Regions from separate parts of the Homo sapiens genome. Here region 2 is linked to region 1. A link is an interaction called in ENCODE POLR2A ChIA-PET data of the cell type or tissue named here. Cell type or tissue: MCF 10A. All regions are shown on one strand. Links, peaks and the distances in the headings refer to the core of each region. The heading gives the core; the rest is flanking DNA.

The links. Peaks named below come from ENCODE experiments on the same cell type or tissue, not always from the same donor. Only the 100,000 strongest peaks of a DNase experiment are listed, where the experiment ranks them.
Region 2: POLR2A ChIA-PET joins it to region 1 with 5 read pairs; 2 of 35 experiments call an interaction of 5 or more read pairs at or near these places.

What each region holds. Positions count from the first base shown.
Region 1 is chr10:70,703,667-70,720,946 of GRCh38, reverse strand. It overlaps ADAMTS14 (ADAM metallopeptidase with thrombospondin type 1 motif 14), which reads right to left. Exons shown (of 22, transcript NM_080722.4): 4 at 12,169-12,359. Among named protein-coding and RNA genes, the nearest start is that of ADAMTS14, 40 kb to the right of the region's middle. RefSeq lists an enhancer at 14,383-14,883. In MCF 10A, for the core only: no CTCF peak of the experiment used is centred there; no DNase peak of the experiment used is centred there.
Region 2 is chr10:70,654,749-70,661,946 of GRCh38, reverse strand. No RefSeq gene overlaps it. Among named protein-coding and RNA genes, the nearest start is that of ADAMTS14, 14 kb to the left of the region's middle. RefSeq lists an enhancer at 1,000-1,069. In MCF 10A, for the core only: no CTCF peak of the experiment used is centred there; a DNase peak (open chromatin) is centred at 5,246.

The sequences.
Region 1 (17,280 bases), core at 8,934-11,433:
AACACTTTTTCGTTCTTAAGGACATAAAATAATGGGGTATCTGACCATCAGTGTGGTCTTAGATTTGATGAAATATGGTACATATGTGAACTGGTCTGTGTGCACACATCTAATTTGGTATGGTACACATGGGTGCGTGTATCTACACAAACACACCTGTGTTACACATGCCGATGACTAAACATGCACAGGTATATGCTTGTGTGTGGGTACCCGTATTATATGTGTGCACGCATGTGCATGTGTGTGGGTACCTGTGTTGTATGTGTGTACACATGTGCATGTATGTGGATGTTTAACAGCAATATACTACTACCTGTGGTCTGAGCTCTCTGCCTTCCCCAGCCCTCTGGGGCTGACCCTCGCAGTAGCCAGAGCTGGGTCTGGTTTACCCTGGGTTGGGACACTAAGACCTCACCAAGATGCCATGCTCAGGTGTGCACACACAGACAAGTTCACATGTGTGCCATATTTCATCAAATCTAAGGCTCCATGATGGTCAGATACCCCATGATTTTATGCCACATACCACATTGGTAGGCCCTGCCTCCGAGGTCACTAGTGAGGTGTTTAAGGTCTTGGAGGATGAGGCTGCTCTCAGGGGAGTGGAAGGAAAGTGCTGAGTCTCCCGACTTCTTTCTCAGCTGCTGCAGGCTCAGCTGCTCCATCTTCCCTCTCTGCCAAGCTCATGATCATGCCCTATATTTTAAAGGGCTGGTGTGGGTTCCAAGTGAGCACTTTTAGCTGCCTTTTAATCAGCACACCTCTTAAAGGGTGACTGTCTCTGGAGCTCCTGGAGCCTACAGGCTGGTCTGGGTGGTGCTCCAGGGATCCAGCTGCTCAGCCCACCTCATGCCCAGGCTGCATGTGCAGAGTGGCACCAGGGTGCACAGGGATGGACCCACCCAGCCCAAAAGAGTCCCTCTCACAAGCCCACAATGCTCAGCATTTATCCCCCACAACCTATTTGTGAAACGCAGCAGCCTCGATGTCCCAGGCTGGCAGCTTGTGTGTAAACAGAGGCAGTGTGGAGGCCTGTGAAGGTCGAGCTCTGCCACGTCTCACCACTGCATGGTCTTACCTCTTGGAGCTCGACCCTGCTCATCTGTGGGTGTGGAGGAAACATAGCTTGCAGAGGCAGGAGAGTGGAGGGGAAAAACAGATGTCAAGGCTTTGAAACCAGGCCTGGCCCATAGCATGTGCTTGATCAATGGCATCTGTTAGTTTAAAACTTATTTCAGCCAGGCACAATGGCTCATGCCTATAATACCAGCACTTTGGGAGGCTGAGGCAGGAGGATTGTTTGAGCTCAGGAATTCAAGACCAGTCTGAGCAACGTAGTGAGACCTTGTCTATTTTTTAAAAAAAAAAATAAAAATTAGCTGGGCACAGTCAGCCATGCCTATAGTCCCAGCTACTTGGGAGGCTGAGGCAGGAGGATCACTTGAGCCCAGGAGGTCGAGGCTACAGTGAGCCATGATCGCACCACTGCACTCCAGCCTGGGTGACAAAGCAAGACCCTACCTCTAAAAAGTGTGTGTGTGTGTGTGTGTGTGTGTGTGTGTGTGTGTGTGTGTGTATTTGTGGAGTGAGATGCTGTCCACGAAAGCAAAAGTGTTGTGTGAACCATAAAACTCTCTTTGCAGGAGGGTGCTCACTACCACATATCTCTCACACCAAGATTCCCAGCACATCATTCTCTGCCCAGTGGGTTTGCTTTGAAAATTCCTGTGTGTGGCAATTGGAACTAATACCATAGGTCAGGGGGTCTCAGTGGACAATTTGATGTGGATGATCTCAGTTGGGGGAGCTGTTCTGTGCATTCTAAGATGTTTAGTGGAATCCCTGGCCTCTACCAACTAGATGCCGGTAGCACCCCATCCCCTCTAGCTGTGATAACCAAAAATATCTCCAGACATTACCAAATGTCCCTGGTTAAGAACTACTGCTTGGGTGGGTGCCATGGCTCATACCTGTAATCCCAGCACTCTGGGGGGCCAAGGCAGGAGGATTGCTTGAGGCCAGGAGTTCAAGACCAGCTTGGGTAATATAGTAAGACCCTGTCTCTACTAAAAATTAAAAAAAAAAGAAGAAGAAGAAGAAAATTAGGCAAGCATGGTGGTACTCACCTGTGGTGCTTAGGAGACTGAGTCAGGAGGATCCCTTGAGCCCAGAAGGTTGAGGCTGCAGTGAGCCATGATTGCACCACTGCGCTCCTGCCTGGGTGACAAAGCAAGACACTGTCTTTAAAAAAAAAAAAAGGCTGGGCACCCTGGCTCACACCTGTAATCCCAGCACTTTGGGAGGCTGAGGCGGGCAGGTCACTTGAGGTCAGGTGTTCGAGACAAGCCTGGCCAACACAGCGAATCCCCATCACTACTAAAAATACAAAAATTACCTGGGTGTGGTGGCACGCCTGTAACCCCAGCTACTCAGGAGTCTGAGGCAGGAGAATCACTTGAACCTGCGAGACGGAGGTTGCAGTGAGCCGAGATCGCACCACTGCACTCCAGCCTGGGCAACAGTGAAACTCCGTCTCAAAAAAATAAAATAACTTTTAAATAAAATAAATATAATAAATAAAATAAACTTTAAAAAGAACTACTGCTTTACAGTGAATGAGTTTTTTTACTTTTCACAAAAGCAGTTTTGGGGAAGAGACATAAAAGAAGAGAAAAAGACCAAAAAGAGAGGAAAGAAGAGGATTGTCTGCTTCGTGTCAAGGAGGATGAGCTCCTTAGAGTTTCATCTACCCAAAAGGAGAATGTCTGGCAAAGCCACACTCTCCGTCAGCAGGAAAGCAGTTTTTGTGGTGTTCCAAACCAGGCTTTATGATGGATGTGTAATGCATGTCAAGGGCAAACAAACAAAATGCCACCCTTCCAGGCTGAGGCCACCAAGGCCCTGATCTGACAGCCAACTGCGCCAAAACCTCCCAGGTCTAAAACAGGCACCAAGCTCTTCTATACAGGCCATCTGAGCAGGCCCCAGGCTCAGAAAGGGGCTCTGAGGCAGGTCAGAGCTGGTAGGACCCTACAATTGGCAGAGGTGCTAGCCAGTGTTGTCCCGGCAACCACCCCAACATCTATGTATTGTCAGCCAGGTGGGGCAGGGTGGGGAGTGGAGGTGGACCAGGCACCTATCATCCAGACAGGCTGGCTGCCAAGAGGGTTTCTAGAGGAAACAGACTGGAAGCTTCTGGCTGCAACCTGGCTGGAAGGAAATGATGAAAGGGCCTCTCTGTCTCTCTTCTCACCCTCCCTGTGCTCCAGTTCCAGGCCCTAGGAGGTTCCCCAATATCCCCATGTCCAAAGAGGTCCTCGCCCCAGAGAACTGGTCCATCACCCCTGGGCCAGGAGAGGACCCTGGGAACCTGCAGATCCACCTTGGATGCCACCACGGGGAGCTGTTCTCATGCCTCTTCTTTACGCCACAGTCCATACTGCTGCCTTGCCAGCCATCCCGCCACACCTAGATGCCAGGGAGGTCTCTGCAGGCTTCTGTCACCTGTTGCCACACACTTGGGTCTCCTTCCTCAACCCTACCCCCACAACCTTGCTGTGCTGTCTGCCGCCCTGGCCCACATGCCCTCCCCTCTCCAAATTGCCCTCTCCCCCAGGGCAGGCTCAGCAATGAGCCCCTGTAGACAGCCCTCCTCTCTCCACAACCCCACAGGGACAGCACCCCCTCTAAGCTCCTTGGTACTGGTACCATTCTCAGTGGTTCCCTGATTATTCCATAGGACTAAGGCTTGTTTTTGCAGCCAGACCAAAACTTCCACGATGGGAGTCTGTCTGTGATACAAGGCACACAACACGTACTCACTAAATGCTGAAAACAACTACCCCTTTATGCTTCAAAGTGCTCAAATGGTTCTCTAGTCCTGAGATTTGAAGAAGTCTTAAGGAAGATGACCCAGTATAGATGTGCAAACAGGCACAGAAAAAGACAGCGCCCAGCAGCGTGTGCGACAAGGCTGAGCGGGGAGCCCGGTCGCATCATCTGAAGCTGCAGGAATATCCATAGCACCTCCCCAGGTCAATGCAAAAGACATATAGGAGGCAGGGCCACCCAGACTGTCCCTCCAGCTGCCCCTGACAGCAGTGCCCAGGGCCTTGTCAGATAACTTTGGGTGCTTCACTAATGGCTTCTGCCCCCTCCTCCCTGGGTTGAGAGCACAATGGGACCATCCATCCCAGGAACCAGATCTCCTCCCTCTGGTCCCGCCAGCCCAGACCTGGCCCCGGAAATCAGGATCAGAAATGGTCACAGCAGACAGGTGTTCCAAGGGGAATGCAAAGGCAAGCTGTTATTACTGGCCCCATGGAAATCCCCTAAGGCAATTCGAGCGTCAAGCATCCCAGCCAAATAAAAGCTTCCACACAATGGACAGGATGAGCTGCTGGTCCCCAGGGAGGCAGACTGTCGGTCCCCATCTGCTCTCCTTCCCTTGCTGGGAAGTTTGACTGTCCGTCCTCTGCACCTGTTCGGGGGAAGCCAGAACCCCACACCGCCCATGTACCCGCGATGGCAGCAGCAGGTCTGCAAGGTCATGGCTCCTTTAAGCCGCAGTCCATCTCAATGCTGTGAGCCTCTCTCCCCAAGAGGAACTGGGCTTCCCTCAGGGGAAGCTCTGCCTCAGCTGTGCCCCTCACCCATCGCAGGCCCTTTCTGTTCCCACATTCACAGGGCAACCCAGCAGTGAGCAGAAGACCTAGCCTCTAGCGGCCTTCCAGAACCTCTGGGAAGATCATTACTCTCCTCTCTCCTCACCCACTTTCTGGCAGATTGTGGGGAGAAGGAAGGTAGGACCAAGACTATCCAAACAGCAGTCACCAAGGCAGGCCCTCGGGGCCCAGTCTTCAGTGGAAACTGACAATGTTCCCCGGCCACAGCTTTGAGTCATGCATGAGTCAGAGGTCAAGGGTCAAAAGTCAGAATGTGTTAATTTGGCCAAGAAGGTTAGAATGGGTTACTGAGCCTGCCTTCCTCCAACAGTAAAGTCCTAGGGACGTCAGGGGAACACCAGAGAAGGATAAGTGGGCAGCTGGCCTCCACATCATGAACATCAAGGGCTCAGAGAGAACTTCCCACCCACTCCTGCCACCATCCACGTGGTCTCTTATAACTCCAGATTGGAGGGCTTCCTACCCCCTTCTGAATGCATCACGTTTCAGGCCAGGCCAGCCCTGGAATGCCAAGTTTCAAAAGTACACTTTGCCCAATAGAAAGAAACATCTCACTTATAGCCCATCAAAAGACCTCTTCTGGTTTCCAAGGGAAGCTCCCAAATTCTGCTTGGGGAACAAGCTCCCATCTACTCTCCCCACTACCTTCCAAACTTCGCTGCCTTCAGCTCTCCACCTCAGCAGTGGGTTTCATTGTTTTTCCCATAGCCCCAAAGAGTATCCCCTCCACCCTCACCCCCATCATTTGAGCTGACCCTCTTAGAGCCCTTATCAGGGGCTCAGACCAGGCCACTCAGTGGGTCTGGAAGGGGCCTCGCTGAGGGCACACAGTGCCCAGAAACCATGCATGTGGAGCCCCTCACCAAGCAGAGACTGTAGGAGCTGGCACAGGTCATGGCCCCTCCAGGACATACATGCATACAAGCACTCCCTCTCCTGGGGTCCTGTTCCCAGCCTGTGTGAGGGCCCATTTGGAACCCCAGCATTAGGATACAGATCAGTGTAAGCTGAAGACATCTGAAAGCCAACAGATGCAGAAAGAAGCCTTCTCAGCTTTCCTTAAAAGCAGCAGCATCTGGGAAAAGAGGTTGTCAGAAATCCCCTTAAGGGAATTTCACGGTCATAAAGACAGAAATACCACTTGACCCTGCTTAAGTAAGCATTATCACAAACTTCATCTCCCGTTAGTTCTCCTAAAAACCCACTTGTCTTTCCTAAAGAAACCTTTCTCCCTTCCCCTTTCTCTCCCTATTAAGCTAAGAATATAAGCCCCCAGGTTTTGTTTCTTTTTTTTTTTTTTTTTTTTTTTTTTGAGACTGCAGTCTCCCTCTGTGGCCCAGGCTGGAGTGCAATGGCCCGATCTCGGCTCACTGCAACCTCCGCCTCCCAGGTTCAAGCAATTCTCCTGCCTCAGCCTCCCGAGCAGCTGGAACTACAGGCGCACCACCACACCCAGCTAATTTTTGTATTTTTAGTAAAGACGGGGTTTCGCCATATTGGTCAGGCTGGTCTCAAACTCCTGACCTTAGGTGATACACCTGCCTCAGCCTCCCAAAGTACTGGATTACATGCGTGAGCCACTGTACCTGGCCAAACCCCCAGTTTTCACCACCCCTTTGAGGTACTCATCATGGAGCACCCCTATATACAAGGAACTGGCAAATCAACTCTTTTCTCCTGCCAGTCCATCTCTTTCAGTTTAACTCACAAGCCCTCCAGTACTGAACATAAGAGGGTGGAGAAAAGTTTTTCTACCATAACAGCTGGGTCACCAGCCACGGACAGCACCAGCTGGCACCAGGCCTGGGGAAGAGGGTGAGCTCTGGAGTGGACACAGTGGTGCTCAGATCCCAGCCCCACGGCCTACCAGAGGGCAGACTAGCAAGTTACAGCCTGTCTCTGCACGCCAGTTTCTATGTAAGGACATTGAGGCTACTCAGACCTCTCACAGGGTTATGGGGAGACTTAAATAAATGAGGTCGAGTCTACAAAGAGTCTGGCTCCCAGTGGTTGCTCAAAAACAATACTAATAATTTCTACAATGATATTCTTTTTTTTTAATTCTAGAGACAGGGTCTTATTCTGTTGGCCAGGGTGGAGTGCAGCGGCACAATCATAGCTCACTGCAGCCTTGAACTCCTGGGCTCCAGCGATCCTCCCACCTCAACCTCCTGAGTAGCTGGGACTACAGGTGTGCACCACCTTGCTTGGCTAATTTTTTAAATTTTTTTGTAGAAATGGGGACTTGCTATGCCCAGGCTTGTCTTGAACTCCTGGCCTCAAGCAATCCTCCTGTCTTGGACTCCCAAAGTGCTAGGATTATAGGTGTGAGTCACGGCACCCAGCTTGCAATTATATCTTGTGCAGTGGTCTGCAGACACACAGCAGTATAAGCTCAGAGGGCAGGGACTGTGTTTTCTCTTCCTTTTGTGTCCCCCACTGTGGAAGCCATTCTTCCTGTCCGCATGCTTTGCTGCTTGCCTTCTGGGCACAGGTCCTGCTCCAACTCACCCCCATACACAGCGGCAAGCTGTGACCCAGCAGACCCAAACCAACCTTCTAGTCACAGCAATTAATACAGGGATAGCCTCATGTCCCACCCTAGCCAGTCTTCCCTAGGAGGGCAAGAAAGAGACCTTTGGCATTTGGGTCCTAAGTGTGAGGACCTGGGTTGTTCCTGTTTCCCATCATGGGAGAAAGCCCATCTGCTGCTGGGTTCCACTGACAAGCACAGGCCAGCAGAGTAGGGGACGGTGCCCTAATGGGCCTGAAGCCCTCATCCTGTGGCCCCTGGGGCTCCTGCCCCACTGGCTCTGTGGGCATGTCAGCAGCTCCCTGCCAATACACCCCTCTTTGGCTTCAGCTAGTGTGAGCTGGATCTGTCACCTGCAACCACAAGAACCCTGACCCCCACCCCACCCCACCCAATACCTCATCCCACAGAGGGCCCACAGAGGTAGCACAGCACCCAGCTCTGAACAAATGAATGGATGTTAGCCAAGGCTGGCAGTGAAGCCAGCTGGGGAGCAGGGCTCCAGCAAGCCTGATCCACCCTCCAGAACCTGCCGACACCTCAGTCCAACCAAGAGTTAAGAAGCCAAGCAACAGAATTCATGGAGGTCCCCCAGGGTACCTCTGAAAGAGTTTCTCTGAAAGATGAGAGAAAGAATGGAGCAGATCACCCAAGACAACTTTGTGGTCCCCCTCAGAAAACTCACCCCCGCCACTGCCCTGGGCACTCTCACTCTCCTAACCCCAGCCAGAATCCTGGAAGTGAGGAGCAGGTGGCAGAACAGAGTTGCAGAAGAGACAGAATCCCACCACACTGCTGTGTAGGGCTGTAACCCAGTCCAATCCAGGGCTGTAGCCTGGGAGATGCTGCCACTCCGCTAGTTCCGGGAATGAGGGCAGAGATTTTTAAGGAGGACAAGTCATCAGACTCCTCACACCTGGTCAGGCCTCAAACCAGAGAATAAAAACTTGTGCTTCAATGGAAGACAGGCACTGCCACCGCGTGTCTTTCCCCCTTATCGGAATCGGATGCAGAGAAAGTGCCCTTACAGCAGAGAGCACCATGGGTCACTAAGAGCAACGCAAAATTCCTGTCTGCACGCAGGCAGGTTCCATCTTCTCTGGCAGAGGCTAAACAGCCTTCCCTCCCACCCTACACAACATCAATTTTGTCTCCTTTTGCACATTCATTATAAAATTCCTAATCTATAATGTTTCTGTCCTTGGGTTCTCTTTTGAACGAGTTATAACATCTGCCTGGTTCCCTCATTAATGTGGAGTCAAATCTTTAACATATGTTCATTTTTATTTCTCTATGAGAGTCATGAGTTTACCTTTTCCTGAAAATTATCTTTTAACAAAGTGAAGGATTCTGGGGCTGCAATAGGGCTTGGCTTACAGTCCTGGGGTCTTCAGCCCCAGTTTTGGGCCGTGGGACCCAGGTTCCTACCACTCTTGGGCATCCTGAGGTCTCCCCTACCCCTTTCCCCTTTCCTGCCCTTCCTCTTGTCCCCCACCTGCTGGCTCCAGGGGCCAAACCTGGCTCTCAGCGTGGCCTCCTACTAATGGGATCGGTCCCCAGCTACGGCCTCAGGCTGGGCCTGTGATTTGCAGAGTCTGGGTGGGCGGTCAAGTGTTCCAGCATGGTGGGTGTGTTCAGATTCATAGGCGTCCTCTCCCTCCCCTCCCTCTCTCTTTCTCAAACAACTCCATGTGGTAGCCTTTGCCCTTTGTGTCCAAAACCACATGCTAGGCTCCTGGGATGGAAGAAGTGTCCACACACAGGGGCGGCCAGGGACAGACTTTCTAGCCCCCCACCCGCTCCCTGGGCTCCTGTCATTGGAGCTGATCTCTGCTCCTGCTCTTTTATTGATATTGACACTGCAGACAGAACTCTGCTGCTCTCTCCTGCTGCCATCTCAATGGGTGCCGGCCACCCGCTTCTCTCGTGGATACCATTCGCCTCCACGTTTACCAATCACCTCTCAGGTCTCAGACCCTGTGCTGTGTGTGCTGTTGGGGTTCCTAAAAAGAAAAAGCCCCTCCCCTCAGGGAACTCACTTTCCCAAACTCAGGCGAGGAACAACTTATACACGCAAAAACAAACAATGTAACAATACTAATGACAGAAAACATTACTTGAGTACCCACTATGTGCCAGGCATGTGCTAGATACCCTGGATACTAAATCTTCACAAACCCAAGAGCAGACACTATCATGAAAAAGCAGAGGCTCTAAGGGGCTAAACTGTAGCAGACACAAACTGGGGTGACTGGCCAGCTCAGAACAATTTCTCCAGCGGCCATGGCTGTGTCTAACTGCTCTCCAGCCTTGGAGCACTGATGCTCTCCCTCTCTAACGTGTAGTGATCATCCCAAAGAGTGGCACGTGACCCAGGTTAGGCCAATCAGAGTCCTGCTTCGGGAGATTTTGCCTGGGAACCAGAGGGGAAACTCCTTTTGTCTCCAGCCATGGATGGGGATAGGAGTCAGCGTTGTGTTGTCAGTGGCCAGAATGTCTGGTAGAGAAGTCGGTCAGAGAGAATCAGCATGTCACAGACAGAGAAGCGAACCTGAAAACTTCCTCTAGTTCCAATTACTCTTATAACTGGCTCCAACCTGTCCCTCCCCCAATTTGACCCACGAAAGAAATTACCGCTTTTGTCTTCATCTAGATTGAGTTGGGTTTTCATCATTTGCATCCTATGGATCCCTGAGCAACACAGGTCCCCTGCCCAAGGTCCCAGAGACATTAAGGGGCTGTCCCCCTAGTGACCACCTCGTCAAAGGTGCAGCCAGATTATGGACCCAGGCAGCGCCCTACCAATGTTTCCAAGGGGACTGACATGACGTGGGGTTGACATTTCTCCCCATCAACTGTCCCGTTCCCAGAAATGCATGACCAGTCACTTCACGAAGGTCACATTATTATCACCAACCACCACCCACTGACAGCGCATGCTCTGCATGGCCATGCTGTGCACCATGCGCTCATTTCATCCTCCCCAAAACCTCTGGTAGTAAGTACTGTTAATGCTGCTTTCAAAGTGCAGAAGAGACACACCAGAGGGTTCGTAACTCGCCCCCAAAGTCACAAAGACAGGAAGGGGCCGAGTCAGACTGTGTGCTCTTGGCCGATTCACTAATATTCCTCTTAGTGCCGTAGCACAATCAATTGCACATCTCTTACAGCCTCCCAGCACTGCCCATGTTAGACTGAGGATAAGGTGATTCTATCCCGGCCTTGGCATACTGCAGTCATCTTTCGGTCTGTATGATCATACAGCTAGCCAGCCTCTTTATCCTCTCCAGACAGGCCTAGGGGCAGAGGGCCCTAACATCAAGGCCAGTGAGGGCCCATGCAGGGGCTGGAAGCTTTGGCCTTCAAAAGAGGCCTCACTCAAATTCTTCAGGACCCACCACGTACATATCTTCTTTCTCAGCTCTGGTGTTCCAGATGAATGTTTATGATGAGCCATTAACCTGGTCACCTTGCAGAGGCTCAGAGGTGAAGGGCACCTGCCCTGTTGCCTCCTGTTGACGTGGCATTTTCCCTTGTGCACCACTGCCCACCTCCCCCAGGCCTGGACTGCACAGTGTCCCATGCTGAGCTGGGGTCTATCCCAATGGGTCACCTGCCTCCGGTACTACACTTCATAGGGGAGGGCTGAGGGTCCGGCCCCCATCCCCAGCATCTGGCCCCTGCCTGCACTATTTCTACCTTGGGTCTCACCTCACCCAGACAGGTCCCCATCCTTTCCCAGAACCACACAGCCACAGGCACCCTGACAAAGGCCATATGCTCTCACCCTCCTTTCCCTCCTGCTCTTCCTTGTCTCTGCCCCTTTAGCCCAGGGATGCTCACTTGGGGCCACCTGTGGCCTATAGTGTATTTTGTTTGGCATCCACAGTGGGTTTCTCTTTTAACATTTAAAAACTGGAAATGTAGGCTGGGCGCGGTGGCTCACGCCTGTAATCCCAGCACTTTGGGAGGCTGAGGCGGGCGGATCACGAGGTCAGGAGATCCAGACCATCCTGGCTAACACAGTGAAATCCCGTCTCTACTAAAAATACAAAAAATTAGCCGGGCATGGTGGCAGGTGCCTGTAGTCCCAGCTACTTGGGAGGCTGAGGCAGGAGAATGGCGTGAACCCGGGAGATGGAGCTTGCAGTGAGCCGAGATTGTGCCATTGCACTCCGACCTGAGTGACAGAGCCAGACTCCGTCTCAAAAAAAAAAAAAAAAAAAAAAACTGGAAATGTTCACTTAAATATCTGGATTAAAATTTTCCATAATGAAATTTTTTAAACACTTAAAAAAAAACTACATTTCTGACTTTTCTTGAAAAACTAGCTTTTCTGTGACGAGAGTCCTGTATCTCTGCAGGACAGCCACAGGCAGCAGCTAAGGGCACGGGCTCTCTGCTTCAATGCAGTCTTAGAATTTGCCCACATCCCTGATTTTCCTTGCCTGTCTGTGCACACCCAGGGCCAACGTCAGGGTCTCAGGACCCACTTCACATATTGACAGCTCCTCGGCCAGTCTCCCCAGCCTGGGGGTGGGCATTTTTTCCAGATGATGAGTCCCAGAAGAGTCCCTTCAACTCCAACACAAGCAAGGCTCCAGGCCACGCCTGACCCTGACTCTGAATGTGTCCAAGCCCAGAACCCACTGTCCACAGGCTCCAGCGCAGGAGGCCTGGTGGGTCACCTCAGCCCAGGTATGTACAGCTGGGATCAGGCCACAGCCTGGGACGCAAGTCAGGCCAATTCAGGCTCATTACACCATCGAACCTGGCTGCCAAGGGTGTGCCTTCTGGGCTAAGGAGCAAGCAATGACTTCCCCAAATCCACCTAAAAAATACCAGGCCCCAGAAACTTCCACTTGGATCAGCACTGGGGCCCAGTGGGGTGGGGTGGGGCCCACCCCACCCCACTCCCCCCAAGTCCTAGGACACATGGACACTCACGATATTCATGAGGGTGAGGACATAGTTCTGCACATGCTCCTTGCCATGGAAGCGAACCACCGAGTCGTCCACCACCAGCAGCACCTCGATGCTGTAGCTGCCTGGCTTGGCATGCCGCCGCTTCCGCTCTGTGTCGCCCAGCTGGTCCCCCACCAGGCCCAGCAGGTTGGGAAGGTCTCCCAGGCCAAAGGCTGGAACCAAGACAGGAAGAGAGTGAGGTCCAACCCACAGGAGGGGCTGTCACTGTGACATTGCCCACCACCCACCTCTGTCCCCATCACTGGTGCCCCTTTCCCTGCCTCTGTAAGTAAAGTAGTATGAGGGATTGCTCCATACTAGGTCAACTCATGGGCAAGAGCCATTTTCCTGCCATGAGGGCACTGCTAAATCTTTGAAGCAATGAGTAGCAAAGGGGTGAGAACTGGCCCAGAGCAGAAAGCCTGGGTTCCGGGAGCCACTCATCCTATCTCTGTGGGCGTCCCAGGCCCAATCCCTCGCTTCTCTGGCCTCCATTGTCTCTCTTATAACATGAAGATGAACCACCCTTTATCTCTAACCCACAAGGTTGCTGTAAAAATCAAAGTTGGCAATATCTCCATAAAGGAGAAAAGTCATGGGGCTACTGTGGCCTCCATAGGGCATCTGAGGAACTCCGGGATACTCCTGTGAGCACTGAGCCTCTCAAATCCCACCCAAGAACTGTCAGTGACCCCAGATTTCACCATCGCTGCTCTGCCCTTTTGGCTAAAAGCAAAATAGCATTTATTAACTTGTATTATATAATCCAAGAGTTACTAAACTTTTTCTGTAAAGGACCAGATAAATATTTTAGGCTCTGGGGGTCATTCATTCTCGGTCACAACCATTCGATTCTGCCACCGAAGCACAAAATCAGTCGCAGATGAGACTGTGAGTGAGTGTGTCTGTGTTCCAATCCAACTTCCTTTACAAGACAGCTGCCAGGCTATATCTGGCCCTGGGCCTTACCTTTACTGACCTCTAATCTAATCTAATGCAACCCAATCTAGTCTAATCTTTACAACAACTCTATCAGATTGTTGTCCCCATTACACAGGTGAACACATTGAAGTTCAAAGATGTTAAGTAGCTTCTCATGTGGGTCTGTCTGAATCAAAAGCCCATGCTTTGAAACATTACCATCTATGCCGCCACGTAGAAGGGTAACAACTTGAGCGCTGTCAGTCATCTATGCTATAGCCTGAATGAAGATAGAATACACTCTGCTGGGGCGGTGGAGTGAGGGTGCATGGAGACTCACGGGGAAAGCTAAGAAGGCAGGACAGGAGGCTGGGGTCTGTCAAGAAGGCTCCAGAGCCTTAACTCTTAATGACTTTCCCTCCATCTCACTCTGAAGCTTTGATACTCATACCATTAATTTCTAAGAACCTTCATTTATCCCCAGTTATTTGAGAACTCCCCAGATAGGAGGCTGGGACTGAGGATGTGAAGAGGCCACCACAATATCCCCAGCATGTATTAGGGGTGTGGCAGCAGGAGGGGCCCCATACTAGTCAATGGATGGACGGTGGGTAGGTGATAAAGGCCGGGCCTCTGCCCTTAAGCCCACTGCCTAGTAGAGGGGACAAATAAGAAATTGGATTGTAACAATACAGGAATATCAAAGACTACAGCAGGACTGATCAGAGAAGGCACCCCACTGGAGATCCAGACCTGTTGGGGAAGGCATCCAGAGGAGGGGTCACTGAAGCTGGGGCTGAACAGAGAGCAGGAGATAACCTGCTTCAGCACAGGGGGCAGAGGGCCCTGCCCCTGCACAATCCATTGTGATTGTTTATTTTACACATGGGAGCGAGTGAGTGCAGACCCCGTCCACACGTGGGTGATGCACATGGATGCATCCATGGGAACCTCTGCAGAGACCCGAGCCGCCTCTACGCTGCTACCCACACGGGTGCTCAGGTAATGGGGATCTGAGGACAGGTAACAGGGAACACACAGGGCTTGGTGTCACCATTTGTTTTTATCTCCTCTTTGCTGAGTGGTGCTATAGTGCAAAGGAACAAAGCCCTAGACTTAAGAGCTGGAAAAACGTGTGGCCACTGGCCTGGCAGGGAAAGCCCTCTGGGTGGACACACAGCCTGGTGAGCAGGGCTCAGGTGGGTTTCTCCCTCACTTACCCTTGAGGCTGGCACCGCTCTAAGCTCACACTGCAGGCAGCTTCTGGTGGCCCTGGTGTCTGAGCCAATGGCAAGCGCAGCAGCCCACAGCCAAACTCCTGGGAGAGAGGAGGGCAGCCCCCAGCAGGGGAGGGGAAGGCGCAAGGCTCTCTCCATGGAGCAGGGAGAAAAATAACAGTCACTCCCAACGCATGGGCTGTGCTCAGAAGTGTAAGCCCTGCGAGTGGAATGCCACACTTGACCCCTCAGAGCCCTCCCTGCCAGGCCTGTCACAGGAAGGCTGGAGAGGTTACCCCACTCGCCCTAGGTCACGCAGCAGCTTCATGACAACAGCCCGGAATGTAAACTCAGGCCTCCCCCAGCCATGACCACTGTCTATCGGGGCACAGCCATAATTCTCTCTCTGCAGACTTTCTGGGGAATTGGGGAGGACCAGCCAGCATCAGCCTTGGATGCTGTGGGGGGGCTCCAGCCACACCCTCTTCTGTGGGTCCCTCATCCTTCAGGATGACAGGAGCAGACAACCCTCAGGGCAGAGCAGGGCCCACCAGCCACTGGGAAGCTGCCATGAGCCATCCAAGAAGCCCCAAGCCAATGTAAAATGGTGCAGCTGCTTTGAAAATACAGTTGAAAGTTAAACCTAGAGGTGCCATGTGACCCAGTAATTCCACTGCTAAGTATGTACTCAAGAGAATTGAAAACGTATGTTCACATAAAATCTTGCACATGAATGTTCACAGCAGCATTTCATAGTAGCCAAAAGATAGAAACAACTCCAGTGTCCACCAGATGAATGAATAAATGTGGCATGCCCATACACTGGACTAGTGCTCCATCATAAAGAGAAGCATCAAGACAGGCGATCCCATGGATGAGCCTTGAAAACATGCTGAGTGAAAGAAGCCAGGCACCAAAGGCACATACCACATGATTTCATTCCATGAAACGTTCTGAATAGGCAAATCCTATTTAGAAAGATAGAAAGTAGATTAGTGGTTGCCAGGGGGCGTTGGACGGCAGGGAAACAGGAGTGACTACAACTAACGGATGGGAATCTTCTGGAATTAGATGGAGGTGATGGTTGCACAGCATTGTGAATATAGTTTTAAAAACCCACCAAATCATATGCCTCAAAATGGTTAAAATGGTGAATTTTATCTCAATTGCTTGTAAAGCAGCCGCCCTGAGCCCCAGCCCGGCTGGCGGCCCTGGCATGGGCAGCCCCACGGAGAGCCCGAGCTCGGGCTGCAGGAGCACATACCCCATTAGTGTCCTCAGGAGGGAACTGGGGGTGGGAACGGGGCTCCAGAGAGTAGGACCATGGATTAAATAGGAGAGGGAAGCGTTAGGAGCAGGAGAGCATCCAGGACGCAGCCTCAGGGGCCAAGGCAGGGCCGCGGGGTGAGGGCCAGCTTGAGCCTGGTGGCCCAGCACCGGGAATTCCTGCCCCTGGACTCTGAACGGTTCAATTTCTCACCAAAGCCTTGGGAAAGGATCACCTAACTCTTCTCTGGGGCTCATTCATGGATGTGTGTATATATGAGAGTATGTGTATATGAGCATGTGTGTGTATGAGTGTGTTTGAGAGTGTGCGAGTGTGTGAAGGGGTGTGTGAGTATGTAGGGGGTGTCAGTGTGTGGATGTGGGGTTGTGAGAGTGTATGAGTGTATAGAGGGGTCTGTATGTGTGTATGCAGGTGTGTGAGTGCGGGTGGGTATAAGCATGTGTTTGTCAGTGTTTGAGTGTGGGTGTACGGGTGTGTGCTTGTAAGCGTGTGTTTGCGTCAGTGTGTGAGCATGAGGGTATAGATGGTGTGTGTCTATGTGTGAGTGTGGGTGTATGGATGTGTGTAAGCATGTGTTTGCATCAGTATGTGAGCATGACTGTATGGGTGGTGTGTGTCTATGTGTGAGTGTGGGTGTAGGGGGTGTGTGTTTGTGAGCGTGTGTTTGTGTCAGTGTGTAAGCATGAATCTATGGGTGGTGTGTGTCTATGTGTGATCGTGGGTGTATGGGTGTGTGTTTGTGAGCGTGTGTTTGCATCAGTGTGTGAGCATGAGGGTATAGATGGTGTGTGTCTATGTGTGAGTGTGGGTGTATGGGTGTGTGTTTGTGAGCGTGTGTTTGTGTCAGTGTGTGAGCATGAGTGTATGGGTGGTATGTGTCCACGTGTGAGTGTGGGTGCATGGGTGTGTGCCAGTAAGGGTGAGTGCGGGTATATGGGTCTGTGTTTGTGAGTGTGGGTGTCAGTGTGTGGGAGAGTGCATGGGTAGATGTGAGTGTGTGGGCCCACACATGCCCTTTTCAGGAAGCAGCAGCTGAGGCCTTACTGAGTGCCGAGAGGAATTGTCCCCTCCACTCCAGGTTCACTGGTGCACCTCAGACTCCCTGACAGTGGAGCAGGGGGCTGGAATCCCCTCCACAGCCTCAGCCACAGCTGGAGATGTGAAGGTCCCCAGCCTGAGGAAGATTCCCCAAAAGCCTTTAGCCGGCTGCTAGGCAGGCTCTGAGCACCTGGCCAGGCCTCTGAGGCACCTCTCTGTGTGCTGAAAACTAGACCCAAAGAGCTGAGCTGAAGCCTCTGGCTTTAATCAAGCTGTGAAATGGAGACAGGCACGCCTAGAAATGCTTCTCCCCACACTGGGCTCAGCCCCACGACTGGCCTTCAACTAAAAGTACAAGTCACAGGTTTCCAAGAAAGTCTTCTCCTGCCCCTGGTCTTTCTAAGGAAGGCCCGTAGATGGACCAGGGCCTGGCCTCACTGGAGTTCCAGCCCCGGAGCCTGGTGTGGGGCAAGAGTCGCAGCCACATTTCTTTGGGTCTGAACTCCAGCTCCGTGTGCTCAGTGGTCTCAGCTTCCCAGCTGCCCACCATGGTGGCTGGTGATGCAGCTGGTTCCAGGCTCACAGCTCTGGAGCTGGACTTCCCCAACGTCTCTTCCTAAAAGAGGGGAC
Region 2 (7,198 bases), core at 4,285-6,784, 54 kb after region 1:
GATGGACACACGGGGTGCAGAGGTGAGCCTAGCAGGCCAATCCCTGTGCCGGAGCTCACTAAACAGTGAAAGTCACAGAGGAGGGGTCAGGCAATCCCTGGGGGAGGGAGGACTGACATGCTGGGCCCGGGGCAGGCACGGTGCTGGAGGGCGGTAGCCACAGCCATGTTGGAGCTGTCATAAAGTGCTTCCTGGAGGAAGTGCCATTTCAGCCAAAGCCTGAAGGATAATCAGGAGTTGGCAAGGGGAAGAGGAGGACAGAACGTCCCAGGAGGAGACAGCCACTTGCCTGGTGGAAGGAACAAAACAGGAGCCAGAGCGTGAGGGGCTGGTGGGGAGATGTGGGCAGGGATCCAATCTCACAAGCCTCCAAAGACCCTGTGCGGGAGTCTGGCCTATCCGGAGGGCTCTCAGTAGCCACTGGAGGATTCTATGAGGAGGAGCAGCTTTGGGACTTAAAAAGCTACAGATGTAAAACCTGCATTCAAATTTCTCACTCACATCGAGGTGTTACAGTCAACCATAGTCGTGTACTGGGGTAGAGACAACAGGGTAAACTGTTAAGATGCAGTGGGAGGGTGTTTATCATACTATGCTCTGCCTTCTTTAAATATTTCTCATATATATTAAATGCATGTCTTTATATTTTATATTTATATTTTAAATATGTAATTTCTATTTTAATATTTAATTTATATAGTTTATACTATAAAGCATTATATTATACAATGTATTATTTATGGTGTATTTAATATATCATATCATAGACTATTCTATATACAGCAGTCCCAACTTATCCATGGTTTTGCTTTCTGAGGTTTCAGTTACCCATGGTCAACCACAGTCCAATAATATTACATAGAAAATTTCAGAAATAAGCAATTCATGTTTTCAGTTGCATGCTGTTCAGCGTAGTGTGACAAAATCTCGCACTGTCCTAATCCATCCTGCCTGGGATATGAATGATCCCTTTGTCCAGCGTGCCCATGCTGTCTTCACTACCCACCCATTAGTCAGTCAGTAGCCATCTGAGTTATCAGATCAGCCAGGCAATCTTGCTTGTGTTCAAGTAACTCTTACTTTACATAGCAGTGGCCCCAAGACGCAAGAGTAGTGATACTGACAATGCAGCTGTGCCTAAGAGAAGCTGTATCATGCTTCTTTTAACTGAAAAGGTGAAAGTTTTCAACTTAATTAGGAAAGAAAAAAAAATTGTACAATGAGATTACGAAGATCTTCTGTGAAATTGTGAAGAAGGAAAAAGAAGTTCATGCTAGTTTTGCTGTCACACCTGAAACTGCAAAAGTGACAGCCACAGTACATAATAAATGCTTAGTTAAGATTGAAAAGGCGGCTGGGCGTGGTGGCTCACACCTGTAACCCCAGCACTTTGGGAGGCCAAGGTGGGCAGATCATGAGGTCAGGAGTTCGAGATCAGCCTGGCCAACATGGTGAAACCCCGTCTCTACTAAAAATATAAAAAATTAGTGGGGCATGGTGGCACACACATATACTCCCAGCTACTAGGGAGGTTGAGGCAGGAGAATCACTTGAACCCGGGAGGTGTAGGTTGCAGTGAGCCAAGATCATGCCACTGCACCCCAGCCTGGGAGATAGAGCAAGACTCTGTCTCAAAAAAAAAAAAAAAAAAAAGACAAAAAAAAAACCCCGAGGGCAGTGAAGGCATACAGGCATGCCTTGGGGATGTTGCGGGTTTGGTTCTGGACCACCACAATAAAGCAAATATTGCAATAAAGTGAGTCACACAATTTTTTTGGCTGCCCAGTGCACATAAAAGGTATATTTATGCTATTATGTGTACAATAGCATTATATCTAAAAAACAATGTACATGCCTTAATTTAAAAATACTTTATTGCTAAAAAATGCTAACAATCATCTGAGCCTTCAGCAAGTCATAATCTTTTTGCTGTGGAGGGTCTTGCCTCCATGTTGATGGCTGCTGACTGATCAGGGTGGTGGTTGCTGAAGGCTGGGGTGGCTGTGGCAATTTCTTGAAATAAAACAACCATGAAATTGGCCATATCGATTAACTCTTCCTTTCACAAAAGACATCTCTGTAGCACACAATGCTGTTTGATAGCATTTTACCCATAGTAGAACTTATTTTAGGATTGGAATCAATCCTCTTAAACCCTGCCACTGCTTTATCAACTAAGTTTATGGAATATTCTAAATCCTTTGTTGTAATTTCAACAATATTCACAGCATCTTCACCAGGAGTAGGTTTCATCTTAAGAAACCACTTTCTTTGCTCATCCATAAAGAAGCAACCCCTCAACCATTCAAGTTTGATCATGAGATGGCAGCAATTCGGTCCCATCTTCAGGCTCTTCTTCCAATTCTAGTTCTCTTGCTTATTTCTACCACATCTGCAGTTACTTCCTCCACTGAAATGTTGAATCCCTCAGAGTCATTCATGAGGGTTGCAATCAACTTCTTACAAACTCCAGACTTCCAGACTTGAGCAAGATTATGACTTGCTGAAGGCTCAGATGATCATTAGCATTTTTTAGCAGTAAAGTATTTTTAAATTAAGGTCCATACATTGTTTTTTAGACATAATGCTATTGTACATGTAATAGCATAAATATAACTTTTATATGCACTGGGCAGCCAAAAAAAATCCTGTTAATGTTGACATTTTTATCTCCTTCCATGAGTCATGAATGTTCTTAATGACATCTCTAATGGTGAATCCTTCCCAGAAGGTTTTCAACTTACTTTGTCCAGGTCAGTCAGACGGATCACTATCTATGGCAGCTATCACTTTATGAAATGTATTTCTTAAGTAATAAGACTTGAAAGTCAAAATTACTTGATCCGTGGGTGCAGAACAGATGATGTGTTAATAGGTATGAAAACAACATTCATCTCCTTGTACATCTCCATCACAACTCTTGGTAACCAGGTGCATTGTTAGTGAACAGTAGTATTTTCAAATGAATCTTTTTTTCTCAGCAGTAGGTCTCAACAGTGGGCTTAAAACATTCAGTAAACTATGCTCTAAACAGATATGCTGTCATCCAAGCTTTGTTGTTCCACTTCTAGAGCACAGACAGAGTGGATTTATCATAATTCTTAAGGGCCCTAGGATTTTCAGAATGGCCATTGAGCATTGGCTTAAACTTAAAGTCACCAGCTACATTAGCCCCTAACAAGAGAGCCAGCCTGTCCTTTCAAGCTTTGAGGCCAGGCATTGACTTCTCCTCTCTAGCTATGGAAGTCCTAGATGGCATCTTTTTCCCATATAAGGCTGCTTTGTCTCCAGTGAAAATCTGTTGTTCAGTGTAGCCACCTTCATTGATGGTCTTAGCTAGATCTTCTGGATAACTTGCTGCAGCTTCTACATCAGCACTTGCTGCTTATACTTTTACATCAAAGAGATAGCTTATTTCCTTAAACCTCAGAAACTGACCTCTGCTAGCTTCCAACTTTTTTTTCTTTTTCTTTTTCTTGTGTGTGTGTGTGTGTGTCAGGGTCTCACTCTGTCACTCAGGTTGGAGTGGAGTGGTGTAATCATGGCTCACTGCAACCTCCACCTCCCGGTCTCAAGAGATTCTCCCACCTCAGCCTCCCAAGTAACAGAGACCACAGGCATGCACCACCACACCCAGTTAATTTTTTTTTTTTTTTTTTTTGTAGCAACAGGTTTTCTCCATGTTGCCCAGGCTGATCTCAAAACTCCTGGACTTAAGTGATCCACCTGCCTCGGCCTCCCAAAGTTCTAGGATTACAGGTGTGAGCCACCATACCCAGCCCCAACTTCTTTTCTGTAGCTTCCTCACCTCTCTCTGCCTTTATAGAACTGGAGAGAGTTAGGGTCATGCTCTGGATTAGGCTTTGCCTTAAGGGAATGTTATGGTTAGTTTGATCTTCTATTCAGACTACTCAAACTTTCTCCATATCAGCAATAAAGCTGCTTCACTTTCTTATCATTCCTGTGTTCACTGAAGTAGCACTTTTAATTTCCTTCAAGAACTTTTCCTTTGCATTTGTAACTGTTTGGTACAAGAGGCCTCATTTTCAGCCTTTTTCTGCTTTCCATATGCCTTCCTCACTAAGCTTCATCATGTCCAGCTTCTTATTTGAAGCAAGATATGCCACCCTTCCTTTCACTTGAACGCTTAAGGCAGCATTGTAGGGTTATTACTTGGCCTAATTCCAATATTGTTGTGTCTTGGAGAATAGGGAGGCCAAAAGAGAGGGAGAGATGAAGGAATGGCCAGTTGGTGGAGCAGTCAGAACACACACAACATTTATTGATTAAATTTGCTGTCTTAGGGGCACGGTTTGTGGCACCCCAAAATAATTACAATAGTAACATCAAAGATCAATAATTACAGATTACCATAACAGATATAATAATAATGAAAAAGTCTGAAATATTGCCAGAATTACCAAAATGTGACACAGAGACATGAAGTGAGCACATGCTGTTGGAAAAATGGCACCAATAGACTTGCTCAAAGCAGGATTGCCACAAACCTTTACTTTGTTTTTTAAAAATGGAGTATCTGCCAAGCATAATAAAGCAAAGCATAATAAAATAGATATGATTGTATACTATTGGCATTTCTGCCTTTTTCTTAGTCCCATAAACTGAAAGCCCGGAATGACCGAGAAGGCCTTATTCGCTGCACCCACTGAAAGGGCAGCCAGGTCGGAGGTGAAGTGACATTTGCTTATTTTCAGGATGACTTGCTCCCTTTCAAACTGGGAGACACAGAGGTACTCATGCTCTGCCTGAGAAATTATTGCCTTCCAAGCCCAGCTGCTCAGAGCCTTCACAAGCCCAGCTTCAAGTCATCCTAAGTTGGAAGTTGTCATCCATGTGTTCCTTTAGAACAGGGAGTTGCCTTTACTTCCCGCCCCCACCCCCCGACCACATCTGGCCATGGAGGAGGGCACAGACCCTTACTGAGCACCCACTATATATCTGGACCCATGGAAAGCACAGCCAGCCCCTCTAATTCTGCTCTCCATTTGCAAACTTTGAACTAAATTCAGATGACTTAAATGTATACCTGCTTGTGATCCATCAAGTGGTAAAGATGGTATTGTGTATGATGTGTAGCATTTCCCCAGCAGAAGAAAATACCAGCTGTGGCTGGGAGGTAGGAGGCCAGGTTCCCATCAAAACTCTGTGGTTAACTGGCTGAGTAGCTCTAGGCAGTGCCTTCCGCTCTCTGCATCCCAGCCTCATCTGAACTATGAGTGGGTGGATGAGATCACTTCTGCAAAGCCTCTGAGCCCTGCTGGTCCATGACTCAGCCCCCAGGCCTTTGCACAGGCTGTTTCCTCAGCCTAGGATGCCTTTTCCCCATGCATCCGCCTGGCAAGCTGAGTCTTCCTTTGAATCCTTTTTCAGTAGCCACTTCCTCCGTGAAGCACTCCCAGACACAGAACCATCCTGCTCTCCCACCAGAACATCATTCAGTACTCTCTCTTCTGTTCCACATCTGTACCTTGGACATAAGTCAACTGTGCTGAAAGGCACAGTAGGCTTCCTGTGCTGAAATTATTCACAGGCTTAATAACTGCAAAATAAAACCTTCAATTCAGCTTTACCTACTGTCTAGCATAGAGCCTGGGACAAAGTAGAGGCCCTATAAAGCCTTCATGAATCAACGAACACATGCATGAACTCTTTATGATTTCTTAACCCTATTCCAGTGTTAGGAGATTGCCATTATGGTCAAGAGAAAGACACACGCTTCTTGCTGAAGCATTTCTTATATGTTTCTCAAGGGCAGGTGCCATTCCTCACTCATCTTTTGTCTCACCAGGGATAGGCACTGAGTAGGTGCTCAGTAAATATGTGTCACATTGAACAATGTTGACATATGACCCCAGCCCCAGCCCTCCACACTGGGAGAGCAGTCTCTCCAGGGGGCTAAATAATTTCTCTAAGAATTTGAACTCATCATCACAAAGGGTGTGTAAATTAGGGATTAGATTTGGAAAGAAAATATCTACATTGGCACTAGTGCAGGGACCTGCAGGCCAAGCTATGGGTGACATGGTGGCATTTGCAAAGAAAACCCCACCAGCTCCAATAGTGTGCTCAGGAGTGTTACGGTGGGTAGCTAGTGAGACATGAACAGGGCAGAAGAGGGCCCCTACACCCCACCAGGAAAATCAGGCGATCATTAGGTGATGGTTAGGCAGTTGTCACACTGCCTCTCTAAAATAGTAATAGGTCTCAACCAGCACCAGGAAAAGGCATTCTGCCTGTAGATAGAAAACACCTAAAACTGGTGATCATCAGTTTCCTATAAGATCTCAGGAGCTGGGCGAGTGGGCTCAAGCACGTGCATTAAGACACGAAATGGCGGAGTTGACCTTCCAGGAGCATTCCACCAGTAAAAGGGAAGAACTCCTCGGGTGAGCATGTGTACAACTCCAGTAAACACACTGCACATGCTACCCCCCAAAGGGCTAGCAGGCCACCGTGCACGCGGGCAGCTCACCCCAAGGGAAGAATCAAGCGAGAAGGCCGGGCATGGTGGCTCATGCCTGTAATCCTAGTACTTTGGGAGGCCGAAGTGGGCAAATCACCTGAGGTCGGGAGTTCAAGACCAGCCTGACCAACATGGAGAAACTCTATCTCTACTAAAAATACAAAATTAGCCAGGCATGGAGCACGCCTGTAATCTCAGCTACTCAGGAGGCTGAGGCAGGAGAATCACTTGAACCTGGGAGGTGGAGGTTGTGGTGAGCTGAGATTGCACCATTGCACTCCAGCCTGGGCAACAAGAGCAAAACTCTATCTAAAAAAAAAAAAAAAAAAAGAATCAAGTGAGAAGGGACGCAAGACCCCAGAAGCATGCCAACGTATAAAACCCCAAGTCAAAAGGTCAAGTCCTGCACTTGTTCTTCAAGTTACCTGCTTGGGCCTCTTCGAAGTGTATTTTCCTTGCTTTCATTCCTGCTCTAAAGCTTTGGGGGTTTTGTTGTTGTTGTTGTTGTTGTTGTTGTTGTTGTTGTTGTTAGAAAGAGTCTCGCTCTGAAGCCCAGGCTGGAGTGCAGAGGCACGATCTCACCCCACTGCAGAGTTTCAAGTGATTCTCCTGCCTCAGCCTCCTGAGTAGCTGGGATTACAGGCGCCCGCCACCACGCCCAGCTAATTTTTGTATTTTTAGTAGAGATGGGGTTTCACCATGTTGGCCAGGCTG